Regions from separate parts of the Homo sapiens genome. Here region 1 is linked to region 2. A link is a contact called in ENCODE Hi-C data. All regions are on one chromosome and are shown on one strand. Each heading gives the region's core, a stretch centred on a gene start or an enhancer-like site at or near the end of the contact. The rest is flanking DNA. Distances are from core to core; before and after follow the strand shown. Region 1 overlaps ABR (ABR activator of RhoGEF and GTPase). Region 2 holds the start of PITPNA (phosphatidylinositol transfer protein alpha).

Region 1 (4,471 bases), core at 1,192-3,691, 460 kb before region 2:
TCCCGAGTAGCTGGGACTACAGGCTCCCGCCACCACGCCCAGCTAACTTTTTGTATTTTTAGTAGAGCCGGGATTTCACCGTGTTAGCCAGGATGGTCTCGATCTCCTGACCTCGTGATCCGCCCGCCTTGGCCTCCCAAAGTGCTGGGATTACAGGTGTGAGCCACCGCACCCTGCCGGAAAGACATTTAAAAAACAAGTAAAGATTCGGCCCTAGACTGGGACATGGGGCCCACCATATCCTTTATGAGCCACCTGCAGTGGCCCGGATGCCCGTCCCTACCCTTCCAGTCTTTCCCACAGCCAGGACATCGCTCAGTCTCCCCCACACGCAGGAGAACCAGCCTCCTCATCTTCAAAGGTCTCTAGCTTTCGGTTCGTTCTTTACCTGCTGCCTAAAATGCCATCTTTCCCTGAGGCATCGTGGCCACAGAAGGGGAGTGAGAGGGCCGGGGAGACAGGGTAGTGGTGAGGGACTGCTTGGAAGATGCTACACTGGTAGGTTTGAAGACAGAGGATGGGGCCACGAGCTAAGGAATGCAGAGAGCCTTTGGAAGCTGGAAATGGCAATAAAATGAACTCACTCCCCTAGAGCAGGGGCTTCCGATCTTTTGGCTCCCCTGAGCCACACTGGAAGAAGACGACTGTCTTGGGCCACACATAAAATACAATAACACTAACGACAGCAGATGAACTAAAAGAAAAATATATAATGTTTTAAGAGTTTACAAATTTGTGTCGGGCCACATTCAAAGCAGTCCTGGGCCGTATGGCCGCAGGCTGGAAAAGCTTGCCCTAGAGCTTCCAGAAGCAATGCAGCCCTGGAGATCCTTTTTATTTTAATTAATCTATTTATTTATGTATTTACTTATTGAGACAAAGTCTCCCTCTGTCGCCCAGGGCTGGAGTGCAATGGCATGATCTCAGCTCACTGCAACCTCTGCCTCCCAGGTTCAAGCGATTCTCCTGCCTCAGCCTCCCGAGTACCTGGGATTACAGGCGTCCACCATCACACCCACTAATTTTTGTATTTTTAGTAGAGATGGGGTTTCACCATGTTGGCCAGGCTCGTCTCAAACTCCTGACCTCAGGTGATGCGCCCGCCTCGGCCTCCCAAAGTGCTGGGATTACAGGTGTGAGCCATGGAGCCGGGCCGAGATCCTTTTTAGATTTCTGTATAAGAGAATAAATTTGTGTGGTTTTAAGCCCTTAAGTTTGTGGCGATTTGTTTCAGCAGCATTAGAAAAGCAAGACAGACCCCACGCTTCAGGCAAGGGCAATAGTTACTTATTGGCGGCTTCACAAATTCCAGGAACTGAGCTTAGCTATCTTTGTGGTTCAATTCACCGGAGTCTCAAAACCTGGCAGGTGTTATCATCTTCCTGAGGCACCGAGAGTCGGGACTGCCAGAGGCCTGCACAGCCTCCAGCACACGTAGCCCCGGGGGACAAGATCAGAGCCTGGAACAGCCCCCAGCTCCAGCCCCTCCAGGTCAGACCCTCAGGGGTCTTCCTGCTGCTTCCCAGCCTTGACAAATGGGAACTCATCCCCTGTGCTGGGGGCTAGCACTCCCTCCTGTTCCCTGCCAACCAAGGTTTTGCCTGAGGGTTTAGCAAATGCCACACCGTGAGCTGTAACTGTAGAGCTGGTTGGACTAGGATGGGGGGAAGAAAGGGATTTGCAGCCCCAGCCACAAACAAGCTTCATCCCCCCTGGCACGAGCATAGACCCTGGAAGCCCTGTAATCGCCCATTTCTGCAAGATCCTCCCCTCAAGACTTCCATTCATAGTCCACTCTTGAAAGGCTGGTTCTGATGGGAAGACAACTCAGGAAGACCCTCCCTCAAGAGGCAACAGTCAGCCCCAAGAGTCCTGCTCTGGGCCCCGTTCACGCTGCAGTTTTGGCTGAGATTGGAGCAAAGGCGTTGGAGAGCGTACGGATGGGAAATTAGCCTCGGTGCACTTGGCTAACAGGAGACCCGTTGCTCAGTCACCACCAAAGGAAGGCCTGTTCCATCTCCCATCTTTTCCAGCTTTCCTCAGACTCCACAATTCCCAGTTTAGAGCCATGAGGAAATTCACATTGTTTCTTCAGTCTTTGCAGGGCGTCTCTTGTCTCATCAAAAACCAGGCTCACCACTCACTCACCCATTCCCACCGGGAGCCAGGCACTGGGAATACGAAGGTGAAGGAGAGGTGCCCACGTGCCTAGAATGCTCCGGAGCGAGTTCTCTAAAGAGTTCCAGGTCCCACAGCCTCTGCCACGCTGCCTACCTGTCTCCAGCACCGGGAAGCTGCCTGTCCTCACTTCCTCCCAGCCAGAACTTGTGAAATGCAGTCCTGGTGGGTTCGTTTATCCTCAGCATCCTGCACAATCTGCTAGGCTGACAGTGTGGCAGCTTGAAGCCGCCAAACCAAAGACGTCAGGTCACTCTGGTAGGAACAATGTCTAGAGATAAGGCGTGGCCAGCTCAGGCCTGGTCCTCCACAGAGTTGAGAGGCTAAATAAAGCCTCCAAACATCTGGTTCCAGGCCAAGCAAAGACACAATCTCTCCAGTAGCACTGGCCTCCAAGACAACAAGCAGGGCTGGCTCTCTGGCTGCGACTCAAGGCTATAGGGCATGCAGCGAGGGTCTGAGGCTTCACAGACGGTAGAAGTCAGTTCACGGGCCACAGCTGGCTGCCAGGAGTACCCAGCAGGATCTGCTCAGAGTAGATGCCACTGGGCCTGGGGGTGGGGGTGGCCGTGCCTGGGGCTTATACCCACACCAAGCATCAACCTCAGGACAACTGGCCCATCTCAGTCTCAGGACAGCTGAGGCAGTGTAGAGGCATCGAGAGACCCTCTCCTCTCCCAGCGCTAGGCGCTGAGGAAGTCTCTTTCAGCTGCTTCCTTGGCAGAATTTAGAACAGAGAAGACGGGTCAACTGCTGGGGGACAAAGACCAAATTCCAGTGGCCCCTCTCTCCTGAAGGGTGGATCCCCGTATTCTGGGCTCCCTATTGCTGTCTGAGGTCTTAGGCAGGCACCATAGGGCACAGGCAATGTTTTGAAACTTTGGTTGTTCATATCCCACCCTTAAAATTTTGCCATACTCACATACCACCACCTGCACTATTCTTTACTCAATATTGTTCTTTACAGTAACTTTTTTTTTTTTTTTTTTTTTTTGAGACAGAGTCTCACTGTGTCACCCAGGCTGGAGTGCAGTGGCAGGATCTTGGCTCACTGCAACCTCCATCTCCCGGGTTCAAGTGATTCTCCTGCTTCAGCCTCCTGAGTAGTTGGGATTACAGGTGCACGCCACCACGCCCAGATACTTTTTGTGTTTTTAGTAGAGACAGGGTTTCACCATGTTGGCCAGGCTGGTCTTGAACTCCTGACCTCATGATCCACCGCGCCCAGTCTCCCAAAGTGCTGGGATTACAGGCATGAGCCACTGCGCCCAAGAACTGACTTGTAAAAAGCAGTCTTACCCTACACGTATTTGAAATCGTAAGAAAAATGTACAGGTCATATTTTTTCTAATATATATTAAAATATATACTTAACCATTAAAATGCAAAATATAGATCGAGGTGCCACCGATCATTTCTCAAATCACCACGTGGGGCCCGCACTTAGAAAAACATCCAAATGGGGGATACAGGCATGATGTGCAGGCACAAGAGACCTGGGCAGGTGAAACAGAAATAGAGATGTTTCAGATGATCCATTAAAAACTGGCACAGAATTGGGCTGGGCTCAGTGGCTCACTCCTGTAATCCCAGCACTTTGGGAGGCCAAGAGGGGCAGATTGCTTGAGCCCAGGAGTTACAGACTAGCATGGGCAACATGGTGAAACCCTGTCTCTACAAAAATATAAAAATTAGCCCAACGTGGTGGCATGTGCCTGTAGTGAGGGGGAGGCTGAGGTGGGAGGACTGATTGAGTCTGGGAGGTGGAGGCCACAGAGAGCCATGATTGTGCCATCGCACTCCAGCCTGGGTGACAGAGTGAGACTCTGTCTCAAAAGAAAAAAAAAAATGGCACAGAATGATACCTAAAGGGTTAATCTGCATTACAAAAGGGTTTTTATTCCTGACAAATAAGTTCCTTAAAATAGCACCTTCTACAACGCCCCCGTCACAACCCTACCTATCTTTAAATAGAATGGCATGAAACATTTTTGGCAAGTGTAAGCCATTTTACAAATGCAACATGACGCTGCTATCAGTATTTTATTTGCATTACCAGTTTTACAGATCAATAACTCTTCAAAGGTAAGTCTGGGCTGAGATATGCAGCAAACTCCAGCTATAGCTTTGGAGAAAACTGCAGCCAACTTTACCTCTGCCCCCCAGGAAGATGAAGCGTCTTGGAAATGACACTGGAAACAGGATTGATTTATGGGCCTGGCACTTGGGCACATGCTCACAACGCAACTGCTGCTTAAGGTAAGTACCCCTAAAGTAAAGTAATAGCAAAGAG
Region 2 (4,251 bases), core at 423-2,922:
CACACACGCACACGCACACACACACACACACCCATCCTATCTCTCCTCTTTGGGGAGAAAAATGTCCTGTGATGCTTACTTGGAACCCTGAGCTTCAACGATGGCTCATCTTGTACTTGAAAGATTTAGCACACCAAACATCTCCACCTGTCCCCCAGTCCCCTGGATTTCAGGAGCAAACCCGTCATCCTGCAACTCCTTCCAGAAGTCACCAGTTTCCCACGCACCCCTCTTCACTACTCAAGAGCTCCCCACCCCTTCCACCATCTCTCCTCAGTTCACGGCTCCATGGACCCCTCAATTCCTCAAAGAATTTCCCCATCTCTTTGCACCAAGACTGAGAATCCCCTAGAAACAAGCTGGCCCTGCCCTGGTCTCCCCCATCTCCAACGGCAGGTATACTCATCCCAACATACTCTCTTTCCGGACCAGCCTCGACCCCGGTAACTTCCCGGCCTTCTCCACTTCGGACCCTACCCAACATTTTCTGGCCTCCTCGCCCAAGTCTCCCCACGTCCCAAGCAGTCATCCCAAGCTTGTTCCAAAAGCCTCCTCTTCCGCACCAGCTGCTTGGGCACCACGGTTACTCCGGCCCGCATCTCAGCCCCCTCTGCATGTCCTCAGACCCTTCACCTGTCTCCCCAGCCAGGCCCTGACTTCCTAGTCCTCCTCCTGTGTCCACTTACCACCACCCCTCACCCGATGCCTAAGGCGGCCACTCCTCCCCATCCCCATCCCAACTCCATCGCGGAGCCTCTGACCCATCCACCCGGCTCTCCGTGTGAACTGTTCGGCCCTCCACCTTTCCCCACCGCCGGGAGGCCCTGCCTGCCCCGGTGCGCCTCTTCCTCGGCCGCCGCGGGGCCTCTCAGCGCCGCCTGCAGTCCCGGCTGAGCCCGCGCCCTCGGCCCGCGCAGAGCGACCCCACAGCACTCCCAGCGCTCGGCGTCCCCTCGGCCTCCCCCAGTCCCGGGCCAGCTCTCCCTGCCCTGACCCCGTCTCGGGCCTGGCCTCGCCCTCGCTGTCCCCGGCCTCTCCTCGGGTCCACTTGGGCCTCCGAGGCCCCCGGGGCGCCTGAGGAGCCGTCCGCCCGGGTTGTCCCTCCGTGCCCGTGGGCCCCTCCATGCCCCGGCTGCCCGTCCATGCCCCGTGGGCCCCGGCTCAGATGCCGAACGCCCCGGCTGCCCCTCCACGCCCCGGCCGCCCCTCCACGCCCCGGCCGCCCCTCCGTGCCCCGTGGGCCCCGCCTCACGTGCCGCCCGCCCCGGATCCCCTCCATCCCCGCTGGGCCCGCCTCAGGCACCCTCCGTCCCTGCTGCCCCTCCGTCCATCCGGGCCCTGCGTCCCTCGCCGCGCCGTCGCCCCGGCGGCCGTCCCCACCCTCCCTCCTCCCCGCTTCCGCACGGCCGCCGGACACTCACTACTCCTTGAGCAGCACCATGTCGCTTCGCGGCTCGGTGGCTGCCCGCGGCCCGCCCGGCCTCCCGCCCGCTGCCCGCCGGCCGCTCTCCCCGTGGCCCGGCCCGGCCCGGCTGCCTGTGCGTCTTCGTCGTGCTCTGCTCCGTCCCCGCCGCCCTCGCCGCGGTCGCCGCGCCGGCTCCTGCCGCCCGGGCCTCGTCGCCTCTCGCGCCGCTGCCGACGCCGCCCGGAGCTCCGGTTCCGCAGCGCCGCGCGGGGGCGGGGCGTCTCTGCGGCAACCAGAGCGTCACACGCCGCGGTGCGCGCTGACGTCACGCGGGGCCGAGCCTTCCCAGGCCCGCCCTCCCGTCCTTAAGTGGGCCGCGGCGGCGCTGTCGGTTCCGAGGTGGGGCCCCGCGGCTGGGGCCAGACCCGGCAGAAGGCGGAGCAGACTAGGGTGTCCGTCACCGTCCTCGGTGTGAACCGCCACGGATGCACGCGGGTGCTGGCTGGGGGGCCTCCCCGGTTGAGGGAATTGAGACCCAGGAAAAGGTTGTTTCAAAAAATATTAATAGCCGCGCGCGGTGGCCCACGCCTGTAATCCTTGCACCTTGGGAGGCCGAGGCGGGCGGATCACCTGAGGTCAGGAGTTCGAGACCAGCCTGGCCAACATGATGAAACCCCGTCTCTACTAAAAATACAAAAATTAGCTGGGCGTGGAGGCACGCACCTGTAATCCCAGCTACACGGGAGGCTGAGGCGGGAGAATCGCTTGTACCGGGAGGCAGAGTTTGCAGTGAGCCGAGATCGCGATCGCGCCATTGCACTCCAGCCTGGGGGACAAGAGTGAAACTTCGTCTCAAAAAAAAAAAAAAGAAAAGAAAAGGGCTGTGAGGCCGGGCGCGGTGGCTCCTGGCAGTAATCCCAGGCACATCATGCCTGTAATGCAGCACTCAGGCGGGCGCATCACCTGAGGTCAGGAGTTCCAGACCAGATGGCGAAACCCCATCTCTACTAAAAGTACAAAAATTAGCCGGGCGTGGTGGTGGACGTGGTGGTGGTAGTCCCAGCTGCTCGGGAGGATGAGGCAGGAGAATCGCTTGAACCCTGGAGGCGGAGGTTGCAGTGAGCCGAGATCGCACCATTGCACTCCAGCTGGGGCGACAGAGCGAGACTCTGCATCAAAAAAAAAAAAAAAAAAAAGAATGAAAAGGGCTGTGAGAAATGAGACACAGGCTTAGCGGCATTACACGGAGGGGCACCTAATTGAGCGTCAGGGATGTAGTCAGGGAAGGCTTCCTGGAGGAAGAGATTCTCAGATCTGCAGAGGGCTTCGGAGAAGAGCATAGCAGGCAGAGTGAATGCAAAGGCTGGAGGCAAGAGGGAGAGCATGGTGCATTTGGAGAACTGACAAGTGAGTGGAACAGAACATTTCAGGGCTGAGCAGCTCAATAGGGGAGGGTTCCTGGTGAACGATGATAAGGTATTTGGAGTCCACCCTAAGGGCGGTGGGAGGGCATGTAAGGGCTCTGAGCAGTGACATGAGCGGGTGTCCTGGGCGAAGGCTCACTCTAGTGGTTGGGTGGACAGAGGGGATGGAATGCCAGAGCGTAGGCAGGGAGACCGGCGAGGAGGCTGCTGCAGATGTCCAGGTGCAGGTGGACTAGGACAGTGGGAGGGAAGAAAAGGAAGGGATGGATTCAGGAGCAACTCAGAAGGTAAACTCCGTGAGACTTGTTGACTCATTGGCTGAGAGGAGGAGAGAAAAGCAGCGAGGTCTCTGGCCTGGGAGCCGGGGTGGACGGTACTGTCTTCTCTGAGAACACAGGCAAGACAGGCTGGCATGGGGGCAGGTAATGACTCCAGTGCTGGACTCACACTCAGCGCAGGACGCTAGAGGGGCATCCAGGGGAGATGGGAGTGGGCTGCCTAAGACAGGGACTTGGGAAGGGAGGGTGGAGCAGCTGGCCGTGTTGCTATCAGGATGTGACTGGCGGCCCGCGACTGCCCTGAGCACTGTGCTCACTTATCAGATCCTAGAGTGGGGGCCAGGCTGAGTGCCTCACACCTGGATTCCCAGCACTTTGGGAGGCTGGGGCGGGCGAATCACTTGAGGCCAGGAGTTCAAGACCAGCCTGGCCAACATGGTAAAACCCCATCTCTACTAAAACAAAAATTAGCTCAGTGTGGTGGCATGTGCCTGTCGTCTCAGTTACTCGGGAGGCTGAGGTAGGAGAATCGCTTGAGCCCTGGAGGCAGAGGTTGCAGTGAGCCGAGATCATGCCACCGCACTCCAGCCTGGGCGACAGAGCAAGATTCTGTCTCAAAAAAACAAGCCGACCACTATTCACAATAGCAAAGACTTGGAACCAACCCAAATGCCCATCAATGACAGACTGGATAAAGAAAATGTGGCACAGCCGGGCGCGGTGGCTCACTCCTATAATCCTACCACTTTGGGAGGCTGAGGCGGGCGGATCATCAGGTCAAGAGATCAAGACCATCCTGGCTGAAATGGTGAAACCCTGTCTCTACTAAAAATACAAAAATTAGCTGGGTGTGGTGGCACGCGCCTGTAGTCCCAGCTACTCGGGAGGCTGAGGCAGGAGGATCACTTGAATGCAGGAGGATCACTTGAATTCAGGAGGCAGAGGTTGCAGCGAGCCAAGATCGTGTCACTGCGCTCCAGCCTGGCGAGAGTTAGACTCTGTCTCAAAAAAAAAAAAGTCTCAGATAATGTGGCACATATACACCATGGAATACTATGCAGCCATAAAAAAGGATGAGTTAATATCCTTTGTAAGGACATGGATGAATCTGGAAACCATCATTCTCAGCAAACTATAGCAAGGA

Evidence for each region. A loop is a pair of places that touch in the nucleus more often than their neighbours do. Pooled maps may share reads with other maps.
Region 1: a pooled map shows a loop between it and region 2 (5-fold over the local background). The contact joins the enhancer-like site here to the promoter of PITPNA in region 2. A Hi-C loop is called at or near these places in 7 of 50 pooled maps.

The regions. Positions count from the first base shown.
Region 1 is chr17:1,101,855-1,106,325 of GRCh38, forward strand. All of the region lies in intron 2 of ABR (ABR activator of RhoGEF and GTPase), which reads right to left. Among named protein-coding and RNA genes, the nearest start is that of ABR, 76 kb to the right of the region's middle. Within about 2 kb of position 2,442, at least 7 of the 41 ENCODE cell types and tissues checked have a DNase peak (open chromatin) inside an H3K27ac peak, as active enhancers do.
Region 2 is chr17:1,561,120-1,565,370 of GRCh38, forward strand. It overlaps PITPNA (phosphatidylinositol transfer protein alpha), which reads right to left and starts at 1,673. Exons shown (of 12, transcript NM_006224.4): 1 at 1,422-1,673. The coding sequence starts at 1,441. RefSeq lists enhancers at 626-725, 1,494-1,993 and silencers at 836-965, 1,446-1,495, 1,566-1,845.